Regions from separate parts of the Homo sapiens genome. Here region 1 is linked to region 2. The links are chromatin loops, found by intact Hi-C in ENCODE. Cell type or tissue: dorsolateral prefrontal cortex. All regions are shown on one strand. Each heading gives the region's core, and the rest is flanking DNA. Links, peaks and the distances in the headings are about the cores only.

The links. Hi-C counts contacts between places; a loop is a spot of excess contacts. Peaks named below come from ENCODE experiments on the same cell type or tissue, not always from the same donor. Only the 100,000 strongest peaks of a DNase experiment are listed, where the experiment ranks them.
Region 1: it touches region 2 in a loop (3-fold over the local background); 2 of 110 quality-filtered maps call a loop at or near these places.

The regions. Positions count from the first base shown.
Region 1 is chr6:98,627,989-98,644,074 of GRCh38, forward strand. No RefSeq gene overlaps it. Among named protein-coding and RNA genes, the nearest start is that of PNKY, 200 kb to the right of the region's middle. RefSeq lists enhancers at 8,904-9,447, 13,497-15,179. In dorsolateral prefrontal cortex, for the core only: no CTCF peak of the experiment used is centred there; no DNase peak of the experiment used is centred there; H3K27ac peaks cover 5,548 bases.
Region 2 is chr6:98,566,673-98,582,758 of GRCh38, forward strand. No RefSeq gene overlaps it. Among named protein-coding and RNA genes, the nearest start is that of PNKY, 260 kb to the right of the region's middle. In dorsolateral prefrontal cortex, for the core only: no CTCF peak of the experiment used is centred there; a DNase peak (open chromatin) is centred at 8,519; H3K27ac peaks cover 1,775 bases.

The sequences.
Region 1 (16,086 bases), core at 5,383-13,382, 63 kb after region 2:
CAGAAGATTGGAGTGTGTAAATTGCATGGAAATGGAGAAAGGGGAATTGTTTCTCACCAAAAATGAGCTCCATTTTAAAGAAACTAGTTCAAAACTTGAATTATTCTATTTAATAAAAGCTAGCTAGCACAAAAATGTAGTATGAAGTGTGACAATTACAGGTCATGTGTACTCACTGTCAAAATATTTCTCAGATTCTTCCTTCTAAATAGTCATTTTTTACCTCCTCTGTGTTTCTGTTCTATGCAAGAACTGTGTTTCCTGGACTTTAAACTATGAAAGTTAAAAATGTCAGTGTTTTCAGGTCAGTGCATTTAACTGATTTTTAAAGTTCTTTTTTCACTTTTTTTCAATGCAGGCAATAACTAAAAGTGTTAACCTGTTTATATAATGTATATTTAATGAATATTAAGTCTGCCCATTTTATGAGTCTAAATAAATATTCTTTATATAGTAAGTAGGCATATATAGAGATAGATAGCTATTTTATAGCTATTAAAATATATTATAAATCTACCATAGTGAAAATAGCTTGGTATGCCAATTGTTTGCTTCTTCATTTGGTATGCTTTTAATTTTTAGTTAGAATCTCTGTTCTCTGTTCTCCATGTCTATTACCTCTGTCACACAGTTTTTATTATTCTGCTGCAGCTTTTCCTCCTGACAAGGAAACTCTTTGGGGAATCCACTAAAAATAATGTAGGCTACTTCTGAGGTTGTCTAGCCTTAGCAATTACCTTTTCCTGCCACCACTATAAAATTAACACATTGCAATTTGTAGAGTACAAGTAATGTACCTGATGTTCTAAACACTAGGCACAAGTCCCTGTGAAATATCAAAAGTGTTAAAGTAGCAATTCCTCAGTTCTGTGGATGCCAACAAGAAAACACAGTTCTACATGATTCAGCAGCGAGAAAATTAGATGTTATCTGCTGGAGCAAGCTGGTCATAATGTACTGTTCCTCACAGCTATTATAGTTAACCCTCCCTCACTTACTGTAATTAAGCCTGTTGCATCCATCTCATTACCACTAAATCTTCATATAAGATAATGCAATAGATTGATTTGGGAAATATCAACAAGCAGTGGAGTGCCATAATCAATAACGTTTGTTCTACACCAAGCTCTGTCATCTTCAGGGCTTTGCATGTGCTGTTCTTTGTATTTGGAACATGCCCACAGCACCTCCTATCTTGTCCTTACTCTTACCTACTCATTGCATGAATTTCTTTTAAATAATACATAACATATTCTATCATGTAAATTTATTTAATTTCACATTCTTCTTCTGTTTCAATGCTAACACGACCTTCTTCAAAGGCATTCCTCTCTCCCAAACATATTAATTGGCTTAGTAAACTGCCACTTCTCTGTTCTTAGACAGTACCCTGTGCCTATGCATGCCATAGTCCTTACCACTAAATAATGTAAAGCTTCCTTGTTTCTCTATGTCCCTGCCTTGAACTGCAAACTCCATAGGACAAGTACCAACTATCTCTTAGCTAAAGATACAGTCTCAGTACCTAGAACCATTGCTCATCATATTGCAAACCTATAATGCATACTTTAGCTTCTTTGGGAATATAATAACATTAAAAATTACTCTTGGTGCTAAGGGTACTTACAAAATAAATAGGATAGGCATGGGTTTCTTAAATCCGTCTACTTTCTTCTATTTCCAAATCCATAATCTTACACACGGACTCTAAGGGACCTGCTTACTAACATCTCCACTTTCCAACCTGCCCACCTTCACATTTTAAAATGCAAATTGAATCATCACATTACTTTCCTGCTTAAACTGGACATTGGCTGTCCACTAAACTTGGGATAAAATATCAAGTCCTAAACATGACTTATAAGGTCTAGGAATTCTAGTTCCTCCATCTCTAATTCCATCTCTCTCTACTAGACTTCATGTTCACCAAGAGTTTTCCCAACTCAAATGTTCCTTCTCTGACTAGGATATCCCCTGTCCCTCCTATCACACTAACACAACTGTACCTCACCTGAACAAATTATTCTCACCCTGCAGGTCTCAGAAGCCATCCTATACCCCAACATAAAAAAAAAACCCACCCATTATATTATTTCAACAATATATTTTTCCTTCACAGCATTTTTCCAACTGGAAAATTCCCAAAATAATTTCCCAATTGTAATTTAATTAATATTTTGTAATTATATTCTCTTAGTAAACTGTAAGCTCCATAAAAGCAGAAATTGCATTTATTCTTTCTACCACTATGTATATGCCCAATGCTCAGCTTGGTACCTATTCTGTAGTAAGTTCTTGAATACGCTTTGAATGAATAATAAGGGTGGCAAATGCCAGAGGAACTCAGGAGAAAGTGATTATTAAAAATAAGCCTTCTCCTGCCAGAAGAGTTAGACTGAGTTGCATTGTAAAAGAGGTAGTAGATTTAGAAAAGTGAATTTCTAGATATTAAGATTTTATGGAACATTTTTTTTTCATGCAGACTTGTAAAATGTTGCCAGCTCTTAATTTTTCCAAGTAATGCCATTAAAACCAAAAATAATTCCACCTTGGAATAGCCATCATTTTATATTTAGAAGGACATATTCTAACACTAAAAATGCTTTTGAAAAATTCAAAATGAAGTACAATTCTTTAAATTGAATGAATTTGACCTTATGAGAAATAAATTATCCTGGTGTGTGTGGCGGGGGGGATGGGGGGTGGGTATGTGGGTGTGGGTTTGTTTTCTCATTTCCCTTCAGAAAATTTCAGCAAGGACTGGCTGCAATCCATGAGTATTCAGTAACCATTGAACTGACCTGGATAAGAGGAGAAAATCCAGGAGTCCCAGGCAGAGGCAGACCTAAGGCTTCGGGAATGCTCTGGGCATATTCAGGAAAACAATCAATAGGCAGCCAAAGTGCAGGTTTTGTGGAGGGGAGAAAATGTTAACTAGAGAGATAGTAGAAGCAAAATGCCTGGACAATTTGACATAACTGCTTTCTCCCATTATGCTTGGTTCACATGTAGAAAAATACTAGTGTTTCCAACAGGAGGAGAAGCCAACAACTGAAAGAAGGAGGAAAAGTCACTCAACTGTTCATCAAGAATGCACTGAGCAACTGCTATATGCATGCACTGACAGCCACTGGATGGGCACAAAGAGAAAGCAGCAAAAATACCTGCTGTGCTCTCTTCCCAGGACTGTTGGACAGGATGAAGGCTGTGAAACAGCAGTGCCCTGGACTCAGCAGCATCAGAGAGGCTGGAAGTAGACACAGCATCATCAAGTTTATGATTGCAGAGAAGAAAATCAAGGTTACAAAACAGCAAGGGGGAATGATCCCAGTTCTCTGCTCCTCCTGCACATGTATTCCCATGTCCATGCAGCCCGAGGCTCCTACGGAGTCTGGAGGGAAAGGCAGAGCCACGGGGAACACAGCAGAGCTTTTGGATAAATTTTCGATCCTTTTTGTCTCTCTTGCTCCATCCCATGTCAGAGCTACAAAATTATCCAAGAATTATCCAAGGCATCTTTTATGTCCTTTTGGGCAGCTTAGCCAGCCTCTGCCCCAACCTCAAATATAAGACTGATAATAGCAGTTTTTCATCATTACACAGAAATGCGGAGCATAATAGTTGCCATCCACTGCCATGTATTAAGAATTGGAAAATGAACAAATTAGGGGGTAAATCCATCCAAAATCAGATTATCAATTTAACCTAAAGACAAGATTGAAACTTGAGTTGACCAGCCTACACTATTCAACTGATTGCTATCTGTTAATGATTTTATTATTCTGAGTGAACTTCGCCCTTTTCAGAGAAATCTTTTATTTTAGCAGGTCCACAATTCAGAATAAATATGGACCTCGCTTTATCCTAAATCTCTTTTTTTCTAAATTAATTAGATCTTAAATGCACTTACAGAGCTTTCTATTTACAGGAACTCTTAGATATCCCAAAGGAGTGGTGAGTCAGTGTTACTCTCTGTTCACTTTTGAATGTGCGTGATAGGTGGTGGATGCTTAGATGTAGAGTGCATTAGTCTGGAGTTGTTCCTGAGGCCATAGGCATGTCCTCATGAAGCCCTGCTCCTGGGCCATTCAGCATGCATAGGTTGCTTCAGAAACTCAGTGGTAAGTCCTTTTGTAAAGCAGAGCCCTTTATGAACATGTATTACAACCCCTCAGCTCATTCTTTTCCTCTTCAGAATTTAGGAGATTGTGTGTTCTTTAAGCAATGTATACCTAGTCTATTTTTAGTATTGGGAGACTTGGTTTCCTATTCTTCTCTCCTACACCCTTCTGTGATATACAAGTACCCTCATTTCTAACTCGTAACAGTTAGAATGGCTGTAAAGCACTTGGCCTTTCTTGGAAGAAAGCACCATAAATGTACACGGTCCTGTTTATCTGTTAGTTTCTTTCACTAGTTTTCTGAGTGTCTGAAAATCCTATTTCAGTAACACAAACCTGTATATTTTAGGTTTAAATTCCTCTTTACATACAAACTTCAAAACCAGCTTCCCTCTCCATATGCACCCAGTGTAGCAGCTATTGAGGCTCTCCTAATTTACAGCCTTGTCTCACATTTATGCTAATTCTGGTTGACTTGTCTTCTAATATGAAGTAGTAACAAATAGTATAAAATATTTCCAGAGGTTTCCTATGACAATTGAAAAGAAAAGCTGTACAAAACTTAAATGCACATTAATTGGGAAATGGCTGAAGAGATGCTACCTCTGTGGTGTGGAATATTATTATGCTGCTGTTATAAAAAGAATGAGTTGGGTCTGTACCTAACCATGGTGATATTTGTTATATGTTACTATTAGGTTAAAATAAAACCAAGTTTCAGAAAAGTGTATACAATATGGCATTATTTTTGTAGAAAGCACAACTATATATGCATAGATATGTTTGTGCATGCTGGTATAAGCAAGAAGAAAGGTCTGAAAAGATGCACACCAAGCATTTATAAGGTTGGCCTCATTGAAATGGCAATAGGTGGAGAGGTGATAATTTTCTCATTATATACCTCGGTACTGTTTCAACATGTCACAACTGATGTGTGTTACATATAAAATAAAATAATAAATACAATTTAAAAGGAAAATAGTTGTCATATTTTCAATCTATAATAAAATCCCAAAGCATGAAAATTTGGCTGATTTAGAAATGTGAATTTTGATTGCTCTATTGGGAAAATCCCAAATATCATATTTAGATGGAAGCAACCTTAAATTTTATGCCAGTTTTGGTCTTGAATATTCTTGGAAATGATTGAATGCTGCAGCTTTCAATACAAAGAAAGGAATTTTGATACCAGCTAAGCATTTCCCAGCTCTTGTTCTCAGGTACTTTTCTCCATGACAGGAAAAATCAGAAGCTTGTAAATCATAACCAGGATGTTCTGAGAAAATTTCTGTTCTCAGTTTTCTCTGCCAATTATGTGTCCACTGACAAAGAATTAAAAATAGTATAAGTGATGTGACATTTTAGGAGCAAGAAAAATAACAGAAAAGCCTATAGTGGGCTGCCAGGTGCACAGCAACGTAGCACCTTTACAGCCTTGTCATGAAGTGCAGTTATGACACCAAATTTTGCTGTGTGTCTTCTTTCCCCATGGACTTCTGATTCCTACAGATTACTCTGTGATGCTTCTCTGTCTTTTTCCCCACGATCTGTTTCCCCCTGCCCATCTCAATTCCTTATCCCTCCTCCCACACAAAACACCCAAAAGTCCAATTATCTCATTTCCTCCCTAGTTAAAATACAAACACTTACTTGCAAAGAAGAAACAGTGTTTTCTAAATTTTTCAGCAATGGTGCAGGGCATTCTGGAGTTACAAAATTATACCCTCCTAGAGATCTGAGACTTAGTAACAATAGTACTTCAAGAATAAGTATCTGGCTATCAGGTTCTTCAGGAGGATTAAAACTATCTTCAGATAAGCACCATAGCAGGAATACACATTGCATCATTATCATGTTGAATGAAACCTTCACTTACCCAATTTTTACTTCATTTACATATTAATGTCACCTTGCCCTATTCCAGGAAACCCCTTTGGTTCTTTCTTTTTTCTGTCCAAGATGATTATACATGACTCATCTGCATGCAAAATCTTTTACAACATCAGATTGCCACACAAGCCAGCCTTTGTTTGGATACTTTTCTCCTGACAACACTCACCTGGTCCTTTCTTTCTCCTACTTCTCATTCCTTTATTCCTTTGATTTTTTTTTTCCTGTGTGCCTCATATTGCAACCCTTCACAAAGGTCTCTGTTTCTGGCCATGCCTTCTTTCTGAGGCAGAACCCTCTTTGTCTAAGGATCAATGATGTCCTCTAGCAGGCCATCCAAGATGTGGAGTTCTAAGTTGACAACAAAGTCTTGGTGCTGGGGTACAGGAAGCCATCACACACAGAGAGGGCTGTGTTCATGGAAAAGGCATTGTGGCCCAGTTAGTGAATTTTAATTTTATTTACATTAGAGGGAGGTAGTTATACTATGGAGTCATGTTTTCTTTCCCAGAGATCCCTACCAAAATGCTTCTAGACATTACCACAAATATGCTATCCTTTCACCTACAGATTTTTTAAAGCTTTTAAACATTTTATAGAAAGGCATCCCTGAAGCAATAAACAAGCAAATAATAAAACAATTGAAGGTATTCAAGAGGTCCCTAGAGGTGCTAGAGAAGAGAGCAGAGGAGGGATTGCTGAGCTAATGCAGCCTGATGCCTGTGGAATGTGGGTGAGGCGGAGAGTCGGCAGTTTTCTTCAGCCCTCTGCTCCTCTGCTGTGCCCATTCACCTACACACCTCACCCTGTGGAGATTCCCTAGGAGAGTACTCCACATTGCCAAGGATCCTGAGACAAGGAAATGGGGAAGCCACGGTCCTTACCCTCAGGTGTCTCAAATATCACCAGTAGATGAATCAAAGGATTCCCTCCTTAACCCTTAGGTCAATTATTAAACACATAAAAATAGAATCTTCTCACATCTTGTTTTTTGTAACAATGAAAAAGAAAGTACCTTTTTTTTTTTCTGAGTAGCTGTGTTATCTAGGCTCCGAGAATCAGTGATCTATGTTTTGAATATACATGTCCCTTACTATCAAAGTTATTTGTAATTCAATAATTATTCTTTTTATTAGTATGTTTATATTATATGTATACAATCATAAATATATATTTTTAAATCTTAATGGAGTAATTACTTATATCAGTCATTGTCATAACTAGTAAAACCGTGCTATAATGCGAGCAGGATAATCTTCCTCTATGGCAGATGCAAGAAAGATGTGAAGTTTGGGGGATGAAAATGTATTTTGTGAATAGCTCCTGGGTATGTGGGCCAATCCCAGCCAATTAGAGGCTATTCATTAAGGCCCAAAAAGTGTTGCCTGGGTAGCAGATTAATAATGGCATAGACCTCTTTCAGGTTTCATGACAGGGCCTATTCTTTGCCAAATGTATCACATTTGAGAGTTTGTAGCCTGTTAAGTGTACTCATTAGGAAAAAATAATTATACTTTCTCAAGTTTTATGGATTACTTCTTTGAAATTCTCTACAATATCTAATAAACTTCAATTTCCCAATAACTTTAGAATACAAAATAATGGTTTAAGTTTACTAAATTAGGAACTGTTTAAAAATATTTGCCATCCATACATTGGCAAGTGGTTTGGTAAATTTGGAATACTGATCACAATCTCAGGCATAATGTGTGCTCTTCTACTTTCTGAATTTCCCTCCTCTCATGCTTTTCATCTCCCCTTTGACTAAAACAGGGAAAAGTTTGAGTTAATACAAGGGTGAAGCTGGACCTGAGCTTGGTTCTCTGCACTAGCTTTTCCTTTTTTGTTGTTTTGTCTCTCTCTTCTCTTCTATTTCCTCCCTGGCTTCATCTCTTCTCTTGGTCTCTCCTCTTCATAGTAGTTATTGTCACTATCAAATGTATGCTGTCACTCTACCGTATAATCTGTCACAGCAGGGCACCAGGTGCCAGGGGCAAGGCAACAAAAGTGTAGCGTGCCTTCTCTGCCCTCCAGGAGCTGGATGCTTTTTCAGGAGATCAAATACATACACATAACCTTCATGCTCTCATTCCTTCACGCTACAAATATTTATTGAGCATTTACTATATGTCAGACTCTGTGCTTTGTGATAAATAAAACAGAGCTCCCCCTTACAACCACCACCAAAATAAAGTAGCTAACACAGCAAAATATAACAACTGCCAAATGTCTCATAGATCAGAAGTGTTATGGAAGTCCAAAAGAAAAGATATTTCCACCTGAAGGGATCACAGAAGCTAAATAGAAAATATACATTAGAAAATAGAGCTCTAAGCCCACGAATATTAAAATATGCTTTATATAAGTTTCAATAACTCCTTTCTTTACCATGCATCAGATAGCAAACATATTTGCGTGCTTGATTTGGAGTTGTGGATAAAGAACTGGACGTTTCAGTCCTAACTCTGCTTACTTCACTAGAATTAAATATAATTAGACATTTTAAATTGCATTACAGATGTATTTATTATTTGTTCCTAAAGTGCTAAGTGATTTTGCTAAATTTCATTTATTTTCACTTTAAAAATAATACATATTGCTCTTTGAAAAAAGAATTATTGAGAGAGGAAGTAAATGCATCATTTTCAGGGATTCCCCTAGTACAAGAAAGTTAAAGGTCCTGTATTTACAATAACTAAAAGATATGGAAAAGAAACTCAAACTGTGAGTATACTTCATGACATTTTTCTTTCTCACAGATAGGTAGAAGACTACATTAAATGACACCTTCATAAATTTCATGAGACCTGTACACATTTGATCTGTGGATACATCGCCAGACACCATTTTCTTGATGTAAAGATAAGTTAGTTTGTTTTTTAAAATCCTGACTCAGCTTCCTTCCAGTATTTTTTAAGAGTCCTTGTGTATTCAATCTAATTATTTACCAAATAGAAGTTGGAGAGGATTCACTCTGGAAGAAATCCATTTTAATGTAATTGTTCTGGCATTTAGCACATCCTAATATTTGTCATCTGTTGCTCTTGCTGTGCATTCAAAGGGCTTGGATATGATGCCCTTTAAAAAAAAAAAAAAGAAAGAAACCCTCGGTATTGTGTAATACAGCACCATTTCATTGTAATGCAGAATGCATAGCTTCAAGTGTTTGCAACACTCTCCAGCCAGTTCCTTTCACACTGAAAATAGACATAGGGCCAATGTGAATGCAGGCTTTTTTTTTTTTCCAGCTCCACTAATCTTGCAGCTGACATCTTAGCAAACAATTAAGCATTCAAGAAAGTTTACAAAAATTAAAGCCAAATTGCCAGCTACTCCCTACTGATAATCTCAAAGTCATATATTTTGCCAAAAACAAAATGCACCAAGAAAATATGGTCACTTTAAAGGGACATACTCAATCATTATTCAGCAGCAGAACCACCTGCACCAACCCAGGCTAGCTACTTAATTTATTCCAATTCCTTTTGTTGTTGTTATTATTATTGTTCTTAGAAACAAGGACATTTTGGGGGAACCTTAGCAGGGCTTCATCTGAAATCTTTGCCATTTATAAACGTTATGTAGTTACTTTAAAGTGATCTGTAAAAGCCACAGTGACTCCCCATGCAGGTTTCTTTATGAAATTACAGGGGAAGAATGTTAAGTATAAAAGTTTACTCTTCCAATTCTAGAATTTTGCATTCCCAAAAGGTTGTAAAGAGATTGTTACCAAATCCCAGCTTAGGAGAAGGGAAGAAACGTCCAGTATCTGCTGTTTTCTTCCTAGTCATGATGCACCCTGAGAGTGTTACACAAAATGGGCTTTTTGGGACCACAATCTGGCCAGCCCTCAACCACCCCAAGTGGTCCTAAAGATCATTGATGGGGATCTTTGGGATGTTGGGGGAAGCTCTTCTGACATTTCTCTCATGTGGTGGGAAAAATAACAGTTCTCACTTCCTTCTCCTGCAATACTGAACTATATGCCTCACCTCTGCCCTCAGCATTTGGCCATTTTCAATGATTGTGTCCAAGTCAGCCGAAGACAGTCTACTGTTGCTGACAACCCTTCAGTGACTCCACTGCCCCTAGCATAAAAGTACAAATCACAATTTGGGAATTCTGGTTCCAACCCTTCTGCATTAGATAAACAGGTTTACTCAGCATCAAAATTGCAATAAGAGAACGAAGCCCTTTCTAGACGTTGCTGTGCAGGTGGGAGTGTCTTGGTATAAGGTGCTTACTAGGTTTTAATCACTTTTGCCATCTCTGACATGCCTTGGCCCTTTGCTCACTCAGGCTCTCTTTTGCTTCCTTCGTCTATCAGGACATTCTCCAGAAGGTTCTTTTTGTCTACTCAAGTTCTTGATACCTCCTCAGAATTTCAGCAACATGTTACCTTAAATGCTAATTACGTTTTTAAACATATATTTTTCTAACCAAACTGTAATGCAGAACAAGGATCTATAAGTAGTTTGTATTACAATGTTCAGTAAAGTACATTCTTGGTATTTCAGAGAACATTATTAATAATATTTTCTAAAAATGACACCCGAATAGAATAACAAATACATTGATTCAAAATTGATGATCTTGTAGTAACCCTAAAGTTTTCAGATGGAAATCACATAAAAATATGTGGCATATGGAATGAGAAAATCTCCCTCCTGGTTCTTCTTTTCCTGGAGTGTGTGGTCCAAAATTAACACCACTGCCCAAGGCATCATCATTCCTCAACCCTGATTCTCTCTGTCTGTGGTATTGGGGAAGTTGGTTTATCTTTACTTTCTTTGAGTTTGCCCTTTTTCAGAAAAAGGAATGAAAGTGTACTTTTCTTGGAATTGGTGGCACATTATAGTTTTGGAGAAGTATTTAATAAAAATCAGGCTAATAAAATGTTCATTGTGATTTTCAGAGAATATTTCAACAGAAACAAAATTAACTTATTCTTGTTTAATTGACTTTACCCTGTGACTACTTGTCTACCAAAATTCAAAGTTCTCAGTCTTTTGAAGTGAGTCTGAATCCCTGTCGGTTGCTTAGTTCTCCTTCACATTGTCACTGAGAGTCTGTTACAGATGATCTAGCTGTTGCCAGGGCATTAAAAGATTTTATCTTTGTAAATCATTCTCTACATTCTGCATGTAACAATTTATTTATTTATTTTTTCACAAAATACTTACAGAGCTCTAATGGCATTAGGTATCTGACATTCAATAGGTTGGATGGCACTTGGTGGCACTGGCCTCTGAGTATTCAATGAGAATACTGTTTGGTTCTTTTTCATTTTAATTGCTGGAATGGCTGTGGATATAAGTTGTTTTGCACAAAAGGGTGACAAATAATGATGAAAGACACCAGAGTGCTCTCATGTGTGGCTTCGTCAAGAAGGAGAAAAGAGATTATTGCAGCTGAACTGATCACATGGAATTTGCTGGGCCTTCCCTTTCCCCCCACCCCCACCCCCATCACCACCATGTGCCCTACTAAAATGCAGTTCTTACAATCTACGAACGATCCAGCTGAATAACACACAAAAATTGATCCTATTAACAATGATCTTTAGAATGTTCAAGGACATAACGCCGCTTTTGTAAGCCTCCAACATAAGCATTCTCAAATCCTTTAAGGAGCAAATTGTTTCTGGTTTTGTCGTTTTCTTCCTAGCAAACTGTTGCCTTAAAACAGAGCTTCTGTGGGGTGGGGGGAGCCGCACAAGCCTCCAGTTTAAAACAATGTTCTCACTGGCCTTCCTAGCAACTGAGATGTCACTTATATTTTTAATTAACATTTTAGTCCCCTAAAATTATTTAATACTAAGCAAACATGTTAATGATGTAAAAATCAATGCTAAGAAAAGTGGCCGAAGAGATAATAGGTAAAATTAATTATTTTATGACCTATGGGGTGTTCAATGGTTCTTTTGTTTAAAAAAGAAAAAAATAAACTTCATTACTCTTACAGGGAGTATTTATGATCTTTATGGAAAGAATGAGTCTGTGTCCCAAATTACTGAACATTTATGTGCCTGTGTAAGTCTGGATTTTTCACCCCCTTTTCTAGCATCTAAGTGGCTTTTATGTTCAGCAGCACTGAGGAAACTGTGGGCTTCCTCCTCCTCCTGGTGAGCTTACTCCTTTTTCTTCTCCTTTTCTTTCTGTTTTAGGGAATTGCCTCTGCTACCTCAAAGGCAGTTTTCCAAATATCTGCATCCCATGCCCTCCCTGAGCCTCGTGGCTCAGCTTCGCCTACTCTTTTCAACCAGCCTTCAGGCACTGAGGTCTGTGGCCCTAACTGCTGGCCCTTACCTCAAAGTTTCCTTGGTAGTTTTCTTACTTAAGCTGTGAGACACATCATATGAAAGACTGTAACTCATAACTGTGTGCGTAATTGTGCAGACATTTCAGCAAGAGGATGCTGGCTGTTTCATACTCTGCTTTAGATCTTTCAAAATAGAAACTCTCTCTACTCTCCCCTCTGCCCGCCCCCCACTTGCCGCCCCACTTCATTTCTAATCAAGCTGTTACTTGCAGGCATTTTCATTATTACACGAGGAGTGTAATACACAAAAACTTGGGCTTTGTAGTCATAATATGCTGCCAGTGGTTACAGAATCCAGAGAAAATTCACTGATGACTACAGATAAAGGTTGCGGTTTTGAACTTCTCACAATGGGCACTTTATGAATAACACCAATGGTGACAATTCTACATTAAAAGAGAATGCCTATAATTAGGCCTTGGACACACATGTTAATAAGTGAGGAACAGCTATGTCTTCCCACAATAGAGCCTGATCATTTCCATCAGGGACTGAGAGTCAGAAAAATGTTTTCCTTCATTAAGTTCTACTCATTCTGTGTTGGCTTTTTAAGTTCTTCAAAATTGAGGCAGGAGAAATTTATTTGGAAGAAGAGCAGCCTCTCTATTCCCCTCCCCAAGTTAAATTCTGAGAATAAAACGATGGGCCTTAACCGTTTTCTTTAACCCCCAAGTCCCTTTGTGTGGCAATATGGCTTTCTATTGAAGGTTCCAACAGTGGGGGAGGATTCAGATCTGTGTACAGACGAAGCCCCAGTGGCAGACAAAATGAGGTTTAGTATCATAGGGTTGCAAGAATTAAAAAAAAAAAAAAAAAAAAGATGGAAGGTGGATAATGAAGATGAATCTGGTTAGAATTGAGAAGAGAGCTCTCGGACCTAAGAAAGCACCTTCCCTTTACAGCCATCTCCTCCCCATTGTGCTGCCGCCCACATGACATAAAAGCCCTCAGATGGAAGCCCCTATTTATCCTGAATGGCAACAGTTCATTTTTGAGATGACCACATTCAGGGTCTGTAATCGGCCACCGTAAATAATATTTTACGTTTAAAAAGTATATACATGTAGTTGTTGAGAATGAGTTAATTAAGAGGTTTCCTTGTTGTTTGTTTTGTAATATCTTCAAAGAAAAAAGTTTAACAATTAAAGATTTGATTGTATTAATCCAACTTGCCCCATTTCTATCTTTTGAAAAGGAAAATATAAAAAGACTTTGTAAGCTGAAAACAACTATAGAACAATGTAAGATGTCACCAGCATTCACCCTCCTATTGCTTTGGTCAGTCACTTCTCTTTTCAGAAAAGAAAACCTGGTTTACTTGATGTTGTTGCTGTAGTTTTTAACAGAATCTTTCAACACACAAACACTAAATGGAGTCAGTGAAACACTTCTAGTAATAATTTCTTTATCTGTTTAAATTTAAATTTTCTTCTCTGAAAAAAGTGATTGATTTCAATAGTTTCAAAAAATTTTATTGAAAGTGGGAGGAGAGGCTCTTCATGTCAAGAAAAGGTATTTTCTGAAGCCTCTGAAGAGTCCAGCATTTTATTCTTATGCCCCATGTACAGTGGGAGGGAAATTAAGAAGTTTGAATGGGAACCGAAAGAACTGTTCTTTGTGCAGCTCAGTCTCTCCTGATGTGGTATGTGTTCCAGGAAAGAGGACAGGCACTGAGACTAAACACAAAAATCAAAATGGATTTTACTCCGCCTCCAGTAAACAGCATGGCACAAAAGTCCATTGTGCTATGAGATAACTGCTAAGATGAATGGAGTTGGCTGTCACGGAGGTGATTGTGGGGCCGGTCTCTATTGGATCACAGTCCAGGACTGAATTCCTTTCTGGTTCATCAGGGTCTGTTGGTACCACAGGAAGTGTCATGATCCTTTTTTTCACTAGGGCCAGATGGTGTCCTTTTTGAGGCCTTACTAATGCCCAGTTTTCCACATGTAAAACTCCTGGGAAAATGACCTAACTCACAGCTGCTTAGTGAGGCTTGAGCAGGCCTTTAGAAAGACTTCTGTCAAGAACAAGGAGATTGTACCACTACCAGAGTAAAGGGGGAGGCTCTGGCCAGAAATGTATCAATTACAAACTATTTTTAAACGACCATCATAATTTGAATTGTGATTTGCACAATGTATGTCTTCATAGGCAGTGGCTAAAAGGATATTTCACAAAAGCAACTAATGGCTAGGGATGCTGATTGTTTTCCTAGCAGAACTTTTACCTTCCTTGAGAGCAGATGGCCTGAATAAGAAGAGAAAATGTGGTCCAGAAGGGTCGGGAAAGGACAAAAAGTGAAAGATTCCCTAGATAGCTGCAAGGAGCCTGGGGAGAGGGGAGGGATCCTAGTGTTAAAAAGAGCTGGAAAAAGTGGAAACTTTTGATGCATGTGGGTTGTGTTTACTGATGAATTGAATGATTCCCAAGAGTAGACAACTGCAGGTGTGATATTTAGAAAGCAGGATGCCTTTTCTATTAGCCGAGTTATAGTGAGAACACATCAAAGTTGTTATAGGGGTTCAGTATGAGATTCATACTGAAAGTTACTGTAGGATTTTTTCCCATCCTAAAAAGCATTAGCAATAATTACCTTTGGGATAAAGCTACTCTTAATAGCTTTATCTCTGCTTTTGAATCTTTGCTTATTTTTGTGCATTGAGTAGCAATTGGTCCTTACTTATTTGTGGGTGCATTTTACCCTATATGGGAATTTTTTTTATCCTGATTGTTTTCACCTTGTTTAAAGCGGTTCTTTTACTAGCTATAAGAGTTCTTATTAACTTTTTGATTAATTAATTTGTAACAAATGACAGATTTTTCATGTCATTTTTGAATGGTTGGTTCAAATTAAAAAAATAAATAAATACAAAGCCTAAAGCCATATAAAAGGAGGTTTGTATTTTTTTCATCCAAACTATAGCCAAAAAAAAATTGCAAACAAATGAAGCATCAGAATAATTACTGTGAGGATCTCTTTCTATAAGGTTACTTTTCTTTTTTAACCTACTTGCAAATTTGCATAACTTTCAGGTCACAAAAATCTTACATTACTGGAGGGAGGAAGGAAAATTAATGTAAAACATTTGACTCATGTTTTCACTCAAGTGCTTAACATTAAGTCTATTGAAAGAAATGTTTCATCTCACATATTTAAACCTAACAATTGCTGTGTAGCAAATGAAAGATCAGCAACATAAGATGAAAGCAATACCTTCACAATTTTCATTGTCTAAGATTTTTGATAAAAAGACATAAGACAGTGATTAGCTATTTTTATTACTCTAATCTTAAAAAGCATCAATGTCCATAATTTGCAGATTATTGACTTTATTGTTTGTGATTGTTTCACAGAACCTTGCTTCCCATATATAACTGATCACAGCTTATGCCAGGATGAGAATTGTCATAAAGTAACGTAACATTTCATAAAAATATGTTGAGAGGCTGCCAACTTCAAAGGGTGATTGATACTTTGCTCAAGTGGTGCCAGTTTAATTCACCCTTTAAAATGCCCAGCTCCATGGGGAACTTGGAAATGTACATGTAGGACACTAATCTGAGAGGATAGGAGAGAAGGAAGTACATTCTCCTCTGGTTAGCAACCAGCAGCATTACAACAAAGATGCAACAACTTATTAAAGGCATAATTTGTTTATTAGCTTGTCTTTATTTTTAAACAATAATAGAACTCAGTAGAAACAGTTTTAAATATAATTCTTAAATATAGTTTTAAAAATAATTGGTAGTT
Region 2 (16,086 bases), core at 3,571-11,570:
CACTCTACAGTAGACTGTTTACATTATGGCAATAAATACATGAAACTATAAAGTGTATACAGACATTAAAATTGAAATGTTCTAGTCACTTATTACAAAAAAAAAACCTTTTATAGCTAGAATTAAAGAAACAAAACATTTTAGAAATACGCTATGCTATATATCATAAGTACTCTAAGTAACACTACAACTAAACAGATCTTCAATATTAGGGCAATAAATGCAAGTCATTCAAAGGAGAATCACAGTACAACTCTTAAAGGCTTAAGACCAATTTTGACTCAGGTAGGTTATTAATTTCTAAAAAAGTCAGTTGGCTACAAATTGCATTCTTAAATAAATAATGTTAAGCATTCAATTCTGAGTGGATGTAACCTTCATCTTTGGAGTGCAACAACTTCAAGTAGCAGCAACACCCAAAAGGAATATTTTAGGTCTCTGTGATTGATGGTGAATCATGGTTTTTTTTCACAAAGTGGCTAACTGCATGACTTCACATAAATGAAATCTTTTGCCTTAATATTTATTTATTTTGTTTTATTTTATTTTTTTGACCAAGTCTCACTGTGTTGCCAAGGCTGGAGTGCAGTGGCGCGATCTCTGTTCACTGAAACCTCCACCTCTGGGGTTCAAGCAATTCTCCTGCCTCAGCTACCCAGAGTAGCTGGGATTCCAGGTGTGTGCCACCATACCCAGCTAATTTTTGTATTTTTAGTACAGACGGTGTTTCTCCATGTTGGCCAGGCTGGTCTCGAACTTCTGACCTCAAGTGATCCACCCACCTTGGCCTCCCAGAATGCTGGGATTACAGGCATGAGCCACTGCACCCGGCCTGCCTTGGCTTTTGTAGCTATAAAATGGGCTTAGATTTGACAAAACTTCCATCTCAGTATGAAATTGTCCTTAACTCATAAAAGCTAATCCTTAAATGGGAATATTATTGGAGAGACATGTATAGATGAAAGATTATTCTGAAACAAGAGCCCGAGAATAGAATGCTAGGTAGGCATATGGTCCCTACTTTACTAAGCCCAGGATATGCCCTGAAGTGCCACACATTCTTCTCTGGGTAAAGCCTACATGGCAAGCCTTGAAGGGCATCATGTTTGTTATGCCAAGTGAGCTAGGATCCCCAACCCTGTAGCTCCTTGATGCGTATTCCGTCTCTCTTGGAAGTAAAATTATGAAAATGTGATGGCAAGGGGGGAGAAAAACAATAAAAAATGTATTTAAACAATACAAAAATTATCACTTGCTTTATTTTTTCCAAATATCAAACTAATCAAACTAAAATAGGGAAATACTAAAAGATACCCAGACATTGAAATTTTAATTTTATTTCCAGTGATTTGGGAACCTTAGTAAAGGGCCTGGAATAGGCAGCCTAGCTAAATAGAATTTTTCATGTTGCCATGTGTGTTCAACTGGCTGTCCTGGCCAGAGCTGACTTCTTACACGTTGCTTTGCCAGACGTAACAGAGACAGGCACAATCACTGTGATTAGCATTATGTGAGGAATAAACAGTCTGTGGCTGAAGCAGCACGCTCTAAATAGCTTTCTAACCTAGGTATGACCAAGACATGTAATACATCGAGTAATTTGCCCAATTACATATGTAGTAATTTTCGTTGATACTCATCATGCCTTTTGCAGTTTCATTACATGTATGTCTAAATAATATTGAATGTAATTTTTTAGCAGTATTGGTTGGAGCATATTGTGTCTGGTGTAATGCATCTCAGCAAATTTTTTATAATAATTTGGATAGCTGTGGCTATTGTTTCTCTCCCCCATTAAACGTGGGGAATCAGAAAAAAATATATATATATTGGATACCTATAAGATACAGACAATGTATTCTGCTGTAGATATTAAAGTGAAATCATATTATTAATGCTATACTTTATAAAATATATGGATTGTCCTATAAATAAACATATACAGAACATTTGAGTCTCAATTCAAGTCATTCATTTGAAAAAATGTATCAAATCCAAACACATTTTTATGTTCTCAAATTTGCATACGTTTTTCAGTTCTTTGGGCAATGTTTTATAATCCATGTTGTTAAAGAGCTCCTTATCAACCATCAGCTGATTGAAAAAATGTTTATAATAGAAGGACCTAAAAAGACACTCCACGAAATCCACCTGTCTGCTAGTTCCATAGATGGATTTTCATCTAGTTAGCATTAAATGCATGCCACCCAATTACACCCACATTCTTATTCTTAGCATTTGCAAAGACTGAATACTGATCAAAGTAGCTATACTGCTGATAATAGATCCTGTTTGGAGTTTTGACTTCAAGAAAAGTTATTGACTTATTTTTTTCAATTAATAAAGTGGATTTTATGAAAATAAGTGGACTTAGAGTGAACATATTGGATAGAAAACATATTGGGCAATATAAACTAAGTTAGCAAGTCTTTTGTAAATTTATAGAAGTAATTGGTTCACATATTAAATTAATCTTTAATATTTTGGTATAGAGTTAGCGAACAAGTCAAAATTAAAAGGACGAATCTGAAATTACTGGGCATTCTTTTCTGAAGTATGACTTATTTCCAATATCTTAGGGAAAAAATAGACTAAAAATAAATATTTAACTCACAAAGAGGTTTTTGGGGGGTAGTTGACTGGCAAACTTGGAGAATCCACTCAGGATTATGCAATTTCCCTCATCTGGGATCCTTCCAGTGATGTCCAAATATATACTGTTTAAATTAAAATTATAATTTTATGAAAATTTAGCCAAAGTTTTGAGCATATCTCAAACTTTGAAATACCACGACTGCCACCTCTACCATTATCTATCAAGGCTTAAACCTGTAGGTTGGGATGGACAAGCTAATGCCATTAGTCTGGGGTTTTGGTAATTCAATTGGGAGCCTAAATATATAACATGATTATTTTATTAAGTATCATATTGCTTCCTATAAGCAGGTTAAATATGTTTACCTCTTACCTTTTAAAGATATTATTAATCCAGATGATATGTAATAACTAGTTGACCTAAATTGCTGTTGCTACCTAGTAATCCAGTTTCCCATCCAGAAGCAGCTCCTACACTGGCAAAAATGGTTCAATCCAGGTGAAAGTGCCTTGAGATCTTCAGGGAGTAGATGCCACATAAGTTTAAAATATTCGTGTTATCTTTTAAAACGCAATTCTTATTAGCTAGGTAAAAGCTCCTATAGAGAAAAATGGCTGAGAAAGCAGGATGTTGCTGCTACAGCATAAATCCAGGAGTCAAGAAAGTTGGCACAGGCTCCAGAGGTTCCTCCAATGAACTGGATTATCTTAAGTAGAATTATGTCACTTCTCTCAGTGTCAGTTTCTCCTTTTGTTAAAAATTGGGAGAGTTGGATGAGGACAGGGGTCAGTAGGCTTTTTTGTAAAGGGCTAAACTAAATAATTGAGGCTTTGTAGATCAAATATATGATTTCAGTTGCATATCCTTATTTGCTTTAGTGTAAAAATTATACTTTTTTATTTTTTTTTAGATAGAGTCTCGCTCTGTCGCGCAGGCAGGAGCGCAATGGCGCGATCTCGGCTCACTGCAAGCTCCACCTCCCGGGTTCACACCATTCTCCTGCCTCAGCCTCCGGAGTAACTGGGACTACAGGCGCCCGCCACCACACCCGGCTAATTTTTTTGTATTTTTAGCAGAGACGGGGTTTCACCGTGTTAGCCAAGATGGTCTAGATCTCCTGCCCTCCTGATCCACCCGCCTCGGTCTCCCAAAGTGCTGGGATTACAGGCGTGAGCCACTGCGCCCTGCCTTAAAAATTATTCTTAGCTCACGCCGAACAAAAATAGGTGGTTGGCTAGTTCTGGATTAAGGCCATTGTCTGTTGATCCCTGGATTAGAAGACAATGAATATTTCTCATTGTAACAAAATTTCATGATGCTATGATTAACCATGAATTTAAATCACTCACTTGCAGAATATGCCCAAATCATTGATACCAGTGAATCTTGGTAATAAAAAAGACAGAATGCCAACACCATCTCAAAATTGTTTCAAACTCTTGAATTACTGTAAAACTTTCAATTAACCAAACATTTGTCAATCCTTACATTTCAGATAATTGTACACCTACATAGAGAAAGTGTTATTTATTCCACATGAATGATTTCTTATCCTGAGGGATACATATTATGTGTACAGAAACAATATAACAAGATGAAACTTATACATATATCAAATACAGCTTGCAAGACCAACTCCCTGGTGTATCAAAAACAGTACATTACATCACCATTAGCAGCATCCAAAAGTCAAAGGCAAATGCCTAGTATAGTTTCTGATCTTTTGTAGCAATGTGGGTGGATACACGCCTGATCACAAATAGCTCTACTGATCCTTTGAAGGAAAGATATATAAAAATATTTTATGCTTTTTCTAATTTTTTAAAGAAATGAATGGAAAAAACTACGATTTTTTGAACAACTGTATGTTAATCCCTTTAAATATATTAATAGTAATAATAACAAATATTCATAAGGGCTTTCTATGAGCCAGGTATTTTTAAATCTACTTTATATGTATAAACTCATTGAAATCTAAAAACCACCATAAGAATTAAGTAATATTATCAATCCTGTGAGGTGGATATTAATATTACTGATATTGTGACAACTGAAGAAATAAAGAACTAGCGAACGTGATGGGTATAGAGCTGGAAACAGAGTCAGCTACCTCAAATCTCTTTCTGTTGTCTTTCCTGTATTATTTTTTAATGAGGTAGAAATGATACACATACCTGCATATATCATCTCTCAGGCACAGACTAGCATTAAAATTGGAGTCCATCTAAGCCCAAATCCAAGGTGTTGACTATCCCCATAATGCCAAGGACAGGATAATGGTCACAGCCCTAGTATTACTTAGAAACAGCCTCTTCTGTCACAAGGCTCCCCACGATTCCCAGGATAGTATCATATTCTCAATTAGGAATAAAATACAGCCTATTATGAATCATATGCCTCTGGACCTGTCAAGAACCTAGTGTGGAATTTTAACCAATAGGAAGGATAATAATGCTTTCAGAACTTGAAGTCATATGTGAGATTAGAGCTGTTTCAAAATGCACACACTACTTTAAAATGTCTTGGTGGATTGGAAAAGCTAATATGACAGCTCTAATTGTGCCTAATTTGAACACAAGAAGTAGCTTAGGTCCTTGCAGTATCTTATTTCTAGAGCTCAGATACTGAGGACTGAGAGCAATATCTCACTGCTAATATTTAACTTAAACACTTTAGGGACCAAGCTTAATTTTAGGAATCTAACTTAAGACTTAATTTCCCTTGAGCATAGAAAATAAAACTGATAACAGCGACCACAGATATGGTGGAAAGAAGATAAGCTTTGGACCCAGTCAGACTGGGGGTTGAATCCAAACTCCATCAAATACTATCTGTGTGCTTAGACATAGCAGTTAAGTGTTCTGACTTTCAGCTTCCTCTCTTTAAAGAGGACACAAATTACACCTTCCTTGTAGGCTCTGTCTAGGACTGCAGGTAATATAGGCAGAGTGCCTGGTACATAATAGATGTTCATAAGGTGTAGCTCTTATTCTTAGATATACATGGGTTTGACATGTCATGAAAAAGACTTTAATGTTTGTGTACAGCAACCAATCCTCCCTATATTACTTACCTGAATTGTTACAACCACATAATTATTTACAAATGCTTATTCAGTTTCCCAAATATATGTCATGGCAGAGTGTACCTTTAGATCAGAAATATTTATTATTGTAAAGAAGAAATCCAGGAGTTGTTCTTTCTTATCTAAAAGTGTACCCTCCACATACTCTGGCACCCAAGATCCCTCTCCAGACAAACAGAATCAAATGGGGACATGTAGAAGTGATTATTTCAACCTACTGCAGAAAATATTTGTCTGGAGACTAAACTATTTCAGAATGACTAAAACTAGTGGGAAAATCATCTACAAGAAAAGTGTAATGATAGAAAGTAACTGCTTCTGTAAATTGAGCTATGGTATGGAAGAACTATAATTAAATAGGTGTTACAAACATAAACTCCATACCATAGACTTCTCATGGACTTTGGTACAAGGAAAATTGGTTGCTCTTAACAGGCTGTTTTGCCACCTGACTTTATTGTTTACCTTGCCGTGTTAACTGCTGGAAACTCAAAACTAAATTGTATGTTCAATCTGAGTACAGTTTTAACTAAGACATTTTTATACAGCTCTCCCTTTTCCTGTTTAATTTTTTCTCTGAAATATTTTAAACAATAAAAAATTTGCAAGTACAATACAAAAAAAAAAAACACATATTTTCCTCTGAGCCATTTGAAAGTAAGTTTACCAACAAGATTCCCCATCACCTCTGAATATTTTAGTGTGTAATTCCTGCAGAGACATTCTCCTACATAACCTCAATAAAAACATCAAAATCAGGAAATTACATTGATACATTATCATCATAAAATCCACAGATTTCACTGAAGTTTCACCAGTTGTTCCCATAATGTCATTAGTGACAAACGGATGTCCCAAATTATGCATTACATTAGTTGTTGTATCTCTTTAGTCTCCTTCAGTCTCAAACAGTTCATTTCTTCCTTGACTTGTATGACCTTGACTGTTTTGAATAATAAAGGCCAGTTTCTATAATGTCCCCCTATCTGGGTTTATCTGATATTTCTTTACGATTAGGTTGAGGTGGGTTTTTAAAATTATTTTTGGCAGAAAAGTTACATAAGGTATGCTATATTCTTCTTTTCATTCTTATCAGATGACACATGATTTTGAGTTGTTCTTTTGCTTATGATGTCACCTTTGATAATTTGATGATGGTAGAGTTAGCTAGGGTTTCTCTACTATAAAGTTCCTCCTTTTCTCTTTGTAATTAGTAAGTATTTAGGGGTAGATACTCTGAGACTAGGTAGATTCCAATACTTACCAAACTTTTACCCACTGGTCGTGTTTGGCATCTTTTAATGTCTGACAAATGGTGATTTTCTAATCAATGACTCCCCTCTGTGTGTATTAGTATCCTAATTCAATCACACCTTGTAAATTCATTAGTTAATAAAAGCTTTCTTTTTCACCGTTTATTCATTTATATCTTTATATGAATATTTGTTATTTTGAGGCTCAAATTATCCCAGATTGTGGCAGGGAGAGCCCCTTCAAGCTGGCATCTGTGCTGAACACTACCTTAGTTTCTGGTGCAAGATAGTCCAGGGTTATGTTTTACCTCCCCAGACCTAACCATAAAACCTATTGTTTTTCCAAGGGGATCTGAATCCTTTTAGGGGAGAATTGTATTTAAGAAACCAGGATCTGGGCACTTCATGTTTTCTTTGTTATTGAAGTGTCATTGCTCCTAGACCCATATATATATATATAGTGTGTGTGTGTGTGTGTGTGTGTGTATCCAATTCAACATCACAAAGTTTATTCTTGTTTTTCCCTTTCCATATATTTGACACTATTCTCCAATAATGAGGAATCTAATTTCTGTTATCATTGTTATACTAACATATTATCCTTATTATATTTATTACTTTAATCTCTGCTGTGCCTAAACATCTCACACCACGGTTCCCACACCTCACTCTGGGCCATTGCCATCATCCACCCTCAGGGACATCTTTTGTCAGTGTACACAGACTCTGACAACTCAGGTCAATCTGCTTCTGCTGTTGCCCTCCCAGCTTCTAACACCCTCATGAATCCCCACCTTGGTCAACCCCACATAATAACTTTTGGACTAAATTATTCAGGCAGAAAGAAAGGCAGGAAAGCAGGCAAGCAGTAAGAAAAATTCTCCTCCCCCTTTTACTTGGATTTTATTGTGGGTTTTTGTACTTACCTTAATAGTTTTATTATATATGGCTCTCTCATAAATTGCCTTATATGCAATTTGAAGGGAATAAACAACATAAAATGATGCAAACAAAAGTTTCAGTTGGAAGAATTCCAGAACGGTTCTGAACAGTATGAAAGTAGTGTTCATCAAATCTGCATTTTAAGACCTCTCAGAACATGAAAGTCTATTTTCAGTAACATGCTTCACTCCACAAAAGCCAAGGCAGATAAAAGGAATGGCCCCAGGAACACAAGTGGCGCTTTTGATTCCACATACCTTCTTCCTAGTGCGGATGGTGTGTACTACTTGTGTGATCTTCAGCATTTTACTTAATGTTTATATGAGCTGATTTCATCAGCCATAAAAGGAAAAGGCTTGCTCCCTTGCCAACCTCACAGGAATGTCATTTTGATTTTTATAAAGCACAGACTATTTTTGAATTTCTTAACAATAGTCAGTATATTCTGAGCTTAAGACCAAGAGAAAATATATCATCACAAATTCATGGAGCAGAGCCCCCTGTGGATTTAGGATTAAAGGAAGGAACAATTTCTCAGTCTCCATAACATGATGGTGCAGCCCTATACGACCCACTCTTGGGATCTAAACGGAAGGCTGTCAGGCCTTGAGTGGGCATGGAGCCAGCAGCTGATGACCTCTGGTAAGAGACAGAGCACCACTGTTCAGAGAAGCAGCTGTATCACGTGATTGAACAGGGCCTTGGACATGCCCAACCAGAGTCCTGTCTGCCAGATGTAGATAGCAAGGTAGGAATCAGCAGTCCTGCCTCTGCCTCCCTAGTCTGCAATTTACTACGTAACCAGGGGTAATTAATTCATTCTAGCTTTCTCGTGCCAGTTATAGGATCTAATGAGTAAAAAGTTCTGATTCATGTTGGCTCTTAAGAAATACCAGTAGTTCCGAAAATGTTTTTAAACATATGAGGATGTTTATTGCAGCATTATTTGTGATGTCAAAAACAAAACAGAAAACATGAAACTGGAAGCAAAGTAAATTTCCATCAGTTGGACAATAGCTGAACAAAGTCTAGTACACCCACATCACTGAATACCAGGCAAATAAAAAATAATCACAGCAAATTAAATAAAGAAGTAGGAATTGGAATTTAGTCATTTTCTATTAAGCCAGACATTAAAGAGATTTACAAAAAAAAAATAAAACAATGTCACTCTTTATATTGAGTTTTATTTTTGAACATATATTTTTCACTGAATATATTAATTGTGTTAACATGTATGGTTTATTACTGTTATTTGTAATGAATTAATATGTAAACGTTTTGATAACTTCTCATCAAATTAGGATCCTAAGTAAACTACAAATTTAATTGGAAAAATTAGATAACTTAATAAAAATATTGGCTAATAACCTGAACACAGACGTCACAGAAAGAAACTCCGAATGACTACTAATTACATAAAAAGATTTCTTAATCTAACTTTTGAAGTAACATAAATCAATTGTTTCACCACTAGCTATAAAGATTTTTATAAGGATTTCTAGTTACTAGAAAATTATTCTACAGTAAAACTAAACCTAATTCAAATAACAGACAAAAAGAAAGCTTTTTTTTTTCAGTTATTTAAACCAGAAAGTTATTCTAGTCACAGTACCATTGAGTGGTATAGCTGAAATTTAAATACATCATTGATGTTAAATAGCCATTATCAGATGAGGTGTCCTGATGGTCATGAGAATATATTACTTACACCCACCCATGGAAAATGGTTTCTAATACTTGGCCAGTCCACCTTCAAGATTGCTGTGAAGATCAAAGAAAGACTTATGTGTAAAAGGGATTTGATAACTATGTAAATATGAGAAATCATCATTTGTTTTAGAATTGCTTTTACCCAAAGAATCTGAGGCATTGGTTAAGCATCTTGGGCTCACAATGTGCTACAGAATAAATGTACTATAGATAAACTGGGGCAGAGAGAGAGAGGAACACTGAGCTCTCGACTAGCTATGTAGTAAGTCAGGCCCTGCAGGGCGGGAAAGAAATGATTGTCTGATCAGAGGCTGCACAATGATATTCATAACTATTCAAAAGTATATATAGCACATCCTCAGAGAAACATAATAGTGCAATATTAAATTCACAGCACAAAATTATAGGGAAGAAGAAATTTCAGGCAGAAAATAAATGATAACTGCATTGGGGCACTTTTGACCGTAACTTTGGAAGACAGAGGGTTAAAATGCCTTCGATGTCACTTGTGCCCATATATCCTGACTGTCTAATTCATGGTTTTCAGAACCACAACTTGCAAACCCCCAAGTACCTGGGGACATTCTCTGCCATTAATTTGGGAGCAGCACTCCCTTTGCAATAAGTAGACAGTGTAGGGAAAGAATTAATGGCAGGGTATGGCCTTTACTCAGTAGAACACAGACAATAGTGGCTTGTGGTGTAAAAAGGAGACAATTAATTGCAGCAGTGGTGTCTGTGCCAATTCCCAAGTTCTAACCACAGAAATACTTGAGAGAGTCATCAGAAACAGCAAAGGGAAAGGCACTTAAAACTCCTTCCTAACTAAAGCATATCCAATTATCTGTGGACCAAAATGCCTTTGTAGCTGAGTATATGGATATCCAGACACCTCAAACAGTACAGGGTAACATTTTTCTCCCATATAAAACCAGGGATTTAACATAATATTCAATGTCTTGGGTTTTCCCTTCTAGAAATTCTTACACAGGAGAGCACCTGTGCATTTAATAACTGGAAGATATTATACTGCATTGCAAACAAAATTTTACTATTCTCAAAGATATATTTCAGGAGAATCTACTTAAATATTTTTTCCATTTGTTTATGCAATAAGAACTTCTATTGTGTGTGCCTGCTTTCGTAAAAGAAAAATCACCTAATCCAATCTCCTATAATTACTCCTTATCGTGTACTGTATCATTGACTTTCCCTGGAAGCTACACCTAAGGTATGACTAAGTAAGAGATACTAGCTTGAGAGATCTGAATCAGGAAATACTAGGACAAATTGAGATGGACTCTCTCTTTGTGTCTCTGCCTCACTTCTATTCAAACAAGAAATAGGATGCCTCCAATTCCACTGATTACCAGTTTCGGTATCAACTTATCAAGACAATGATAGGCCCTTTACAAATGTCCCCCTCATGTTATTTTCCCAACAGAAGCAGAAGCTGACCTATAGTTCTTGGAGCTATTGTAAAAGAGCACATTGTATTTGTCTACTAACTCTTTTAGCCTTGCTAGCCGGCTGCTTAATTTAATGTAATTGAGCCTTTATCCAAAGAACTCTGATAGAATGTTTAAAAATGGGCTTTCCTCTGTTTCCTCAGAATTTGGATTCATTTACATTCAACTTACTGAGTGCCTCATGTCACTCAGTGTCAAGATTAGACTTCCTCAAGAAACTCAAGGCAAGCACAGTGGAAAGCAGAACAGATGTGTCTGGTTATCTCTGCATGTGATTCCAGGCAATGGGCCCTTCCTGCTTTTTGGGAGAGAAGGTTACCTCCTTGCAAATGTGTACTCACTGTCACAGCTGATAATTGAAAGGTGAGGTTTCCAAAATGTCATTATTATTTTTATTGCTAGACATGTTGGCTCTGTCTCAGGTTCCTCAGATAAGCTGCATTCTCTCATCTAAAATTCCACAACAGGCTTCGTTGCAATGTCATATTACAGAGAGAGGTGGGGCAAATGCACTAAAGGGAGATGTGACACAGACAAGAAAAGTATGGTTCTCAAAATGGTGGGAGAAGACATGCAGTGGGTGGGAAAACACTCAATTTGCAATCAGGTAATTTGGATTTAAATCCAGGCTCCATTACTTTATTAGCTCCTGTCTCTAGCTTCAATTTTGTCCTTAAAATGTGAATGATTAAACCTAGCTATCAGGTTTATTGGACTTTACTGAGAGAAAATAGGTATAAATATTTTGTAAATCGTTAAGCAACACACAAATATGATGTTTCCATTTGTTATGGGTTTGTCTGTGCTATTAAAAATAAGAAATTAAGGTCATGAAGTCGTAAAATGTCAAGACTAGAATATTCCTTGTTGATTGTCTTATTTTAATCTAATTACCTCTTTTTATAAAAGGGACAAAGTTCTGTATTTTTTAACAATCATTTATTGAACTTCTCTATGAGCCAGAATCAGTGCTGAAAGTAGGGAAACAAAGTTGATTAACAGGAATCCCTAGAGGAGTTAAGATCCAGGACAAGGAAGCATTTGCCCAAGGTTTTACAGCTAGAGGCTTAAGAGCTGGGAATAAGATCAATAGAATCCTCATCTCCTAAGCTCCTGCTCAGGACATTTGCTTTCATTGCCTCTGTATTAAGGCTTTTCCACCTGCCGAAAATCACAGGAATATATTTAAGATATTGTAACACGTTAAAAATACCAACCACTGTTCCTCCAGACAAACACTACTTTGTGTCTCAGATTAACCCAGCCTAGTTCAGGCCGCTATGAACAAGGCAAAGGCCTGGTTGTTCATTAGAGTAGCCAACATGTCTTCTCTCCCTGTTTAGCACTTATTTTTTGCTGGGATGCTGTTCCAGATCCCCCAAATGCCAAAAGCCCTGGACCAGCCTCACTAGTCTCCTGCCTTCTCCTCACACATACAGGCTCCCTTGCACCAAACTTTTAGTCACATTGAATTTTTGGAATACTTTTGTATTCCTCTTCACTTTTGCATATACTTCTCAATTTCTGAAATTCCTTTTCCCTTCTTCTGTATGTGGCAAATTATTCATCTCTGAAGAATTGAATTCATGTTGCTTTCCCAGACTTACCCAGGCAGGCTCCGCACCTCCACATTCCAGAGCACATTGTTAATATCACTGTTATAGCCTTCTGCATGATGTATCATAATTATGCCTTGCCATGTCTGCCTGGTCCATTCATTTATTGATTCAACATGTATTGATTTCCCATTCTGTGACAATCACTCAATTGGCACCATGGGTTCAGGAATCAGAAAGTAGACACCTTGTCTTTGAGGAGCTAACAGATACTATTTTGGGAGAAAAGATACTATTTTGTGGACATGCTAATGACATGGCTGCCTACTCCGTTAAACTCGAAAACTAAAGCAAGCTGCAGGCTTGGGTTAAATAAATGTTAAGGTTAGTATAGATATTCCCATGGATATATTGAACCCTCGGAAATGGACAGTTATCATACTTACAGGGCAGAAATTCCAAAATATTTACCTCTGACCCAGACCTCTGTCTTGAACTCCAGATCTGTGGTTTCAGCTCCTCCCAAGCATCTTCATTTGAAAGTCCCATAAAAATACCAAACTTCTCATGACCACATTAGCAAGTTAATAGATTTCATCTATACAGATACTTACATTATCTAATTGTTTTAATTTCAGAAATAAATAGAAACATTATTTAATTTCCTTATGAAGTGAAACTGGAAAAGGAATATAGTACTGAGAAATACAGGTAAAATTAAACATAAAATTAAAAGTCACAATGGATTTTTATTAAATATGAAGTAAAACAAAACTTTCTTGGCTCTTGGATCATAAAGAATAGCTTTACAGTGAGTAAATTCTACATCGGGTCAGCACATTTTTCTGTAAAGAGTCACATTTGGTTTCTGTCACACTTTTTTTTTGTTTTTCTTCTTTCCTGGTTTTATGGTCTCTGTCACATACACTTCTTTGTTACAACCCTTTAAAATTGTAAAAATCATTCTAGGGTCAAAAACAGGCTGCTCCTGCCCAATTTGGCCTGTCTGCCATAGTCTGCCAACTGCATTCTATGTAATTATGAGTAACAAGACCTGTATGAAGAAACCAACAAAAAATTACTATGAACAAAGTTCCCAAAAGGTATGACTTTGGGTGTATTTACAAGTTTAAACTCCCTGATCTACCACCAGCAATATATTTTATCAACCCCCTGATGGATTTACCCAAAGCGGAGCTGAGGAAATTAAATGAGTCTAAAAAATTAGTCATTTTTATCGTCCAACTCATGGACTTATCTGGTGAGTTTAAAGCAACTTTAAAGTTAATCCAGCCTACCTGCTGGGGGACCTAAAAATTACCTTGGAGTCGCCAATAATTAGTTAGTAAACTCACTCCAAAACCTACTTCTACTTGTGGCCTTTCTCTGTATCCATCTGACCTTGCATCAAGCACCTTTCCTATCCAGCTCTCACCTTTGGCTTTCTACAAATCACCTGTGTTCCTCCTAATTCCAGATTTTCCTACACTCAGCTGCAAGTGTTTTGAATGTGCTAATTGTAGCAAACTTTAAATTCCAAGAAGTAGCCATGGTGTTTCTGTCAGCCTTAAGGGAGAACCCCTGAGGACCCTAGCCATGTGACCTTCAGAGTGGCTGGTCCCCATGAAGTGTTTCTCAGAACAGCCAGAAGTGATCCAAAGAGAAAATGTAGCTCAGAGGTGGGGAGGGAAAACAAGGGTCCACAGATACAAGAAGAGAATCTAACCATTAATTGGGAGAGCTTTAGGAAGAAATTTTAAGTCCACAGTGAGGCGATGAAGCTAGAAATTAAGAACTGAGAATTCAAAGAATAAACTGGGAAAAGGACATCAAGCTGGAAAACTGAAGAAGTACCAGACTTAGGCTATTAGCAACTCCACTGTGTCAGGACTTACTTCTTACTAGGGTGTGGATTGGGGCACATTTTAATGCAAAACAGCCACAGGGTTTATCCAAGAAGTCATTAGAAAGGAAATCCAGAAATACAAGGCAGAAAAATGACTCTCCAGGGAAGAGCTATGCTCTCTCTTTCAGCCACTATTTCGGACCCCTACTTTTAACTCACTTACTTTTAATAATAATAGTAATAATAAATTTAAAGGTGATTTTGATTCTTTACCACTTTTCCTCAAAATCCCAAATGCAATTATTGGTAAGATCGAATATTTAAAAGATAAAACAATTCTAGTCCAACACTCTAATAGACACAGGAATCCTCACCCTACCAACCTCTGACAATATGGTACTCACCCCATATGTTTTATGACCATGGATAGGGACCTCATGACTCTCCAAGGTAAGGGAGGATATAAGCAAACTGAAACAAAAAAGGGATTCTAACAAAAGAAAATTGCTTTTTTTCCTAAAAAAGTTGATAGAATCCCTCCTTCATGAGTTTCAGACTGTATCTGGCCAGCTCTATGAGTGTTGGCAAACTGCTTCACTTTAGTTTCCTTTCATATCACATAAGGGAGTTCAGTCAGAGCAGTGCTTCCTGGGAATTATTTTAACTCAAAAATGCAATCGCTTTTTAAATTTTGTGACATCAGAATAAGCTAATTCCTCTCTCACATGAAAGCTATATTAGTCATCTTGAGCAGGCTTAGACACTACAGGTTCTTTAATAAGTAAACATCCAGAGTGCTGTTCCCTGGATGTAAGCCTAGTGACATGTTTGTGTTCTCACTTTTGCTTTTGATGACTGCTTTTCAACTAAATTCCTTAGCTTGGTAGATCTACAATTTGGTATGCCTCAGAATCACTTAGTGGACTTGTTAAAATGAAGTCTACCATGTCTCTCCCCAATCCCTTCTACCAAGTTTCTGATTTAATTGCTCTGAGTAAAGCACAAGGTTTGGCATTTGCCATATGATGTTGACATTTCTAGTCAAGGGACCACACTTTGAGGACTACTGCCTTAGTTTTCTTTACAGAAATTCTTGGTAAGTCAGATGTTAATTATGTATTTCCCAAAATAATTTTTAATCTAAATGAAAGATTTAAATTTTAGCCCTATCATCATCATTATTATTGTTTTATGTTTTAACCTATTATTCTACTTGTTCATATCTTTATGAAGAACACTGGACCTGGAATCAAAAGAACTGAATTCAAGTTCTGGTTTTGATTTTACTAGCTCTGTAATCACAGGCAAATTTCATACTCACCAAGCCTCTTTTTCTTTACCTGAAAACTGGGGCTGAGAATTTCTAATGATCCCATAGAGTCATTAGTGAGTTCTGAAATCAGATGGAATTGGTTCTGAATTCCAGTTCTGCCATGTATTAGCTCTGTAACACTGATACACTTCTTAACCTCTCAGCATTATCAGTATGGCACTTGGAAATGACTGTTTTCTCATCTATAAAATAGGGTAATAATTCCAGCCTGGTAAGTTGATTCCAACAATTAAAAGAGGTATTCTATTTACATATCTGACAAATAGTACAGTCTTAATGAACTGCCATTATTA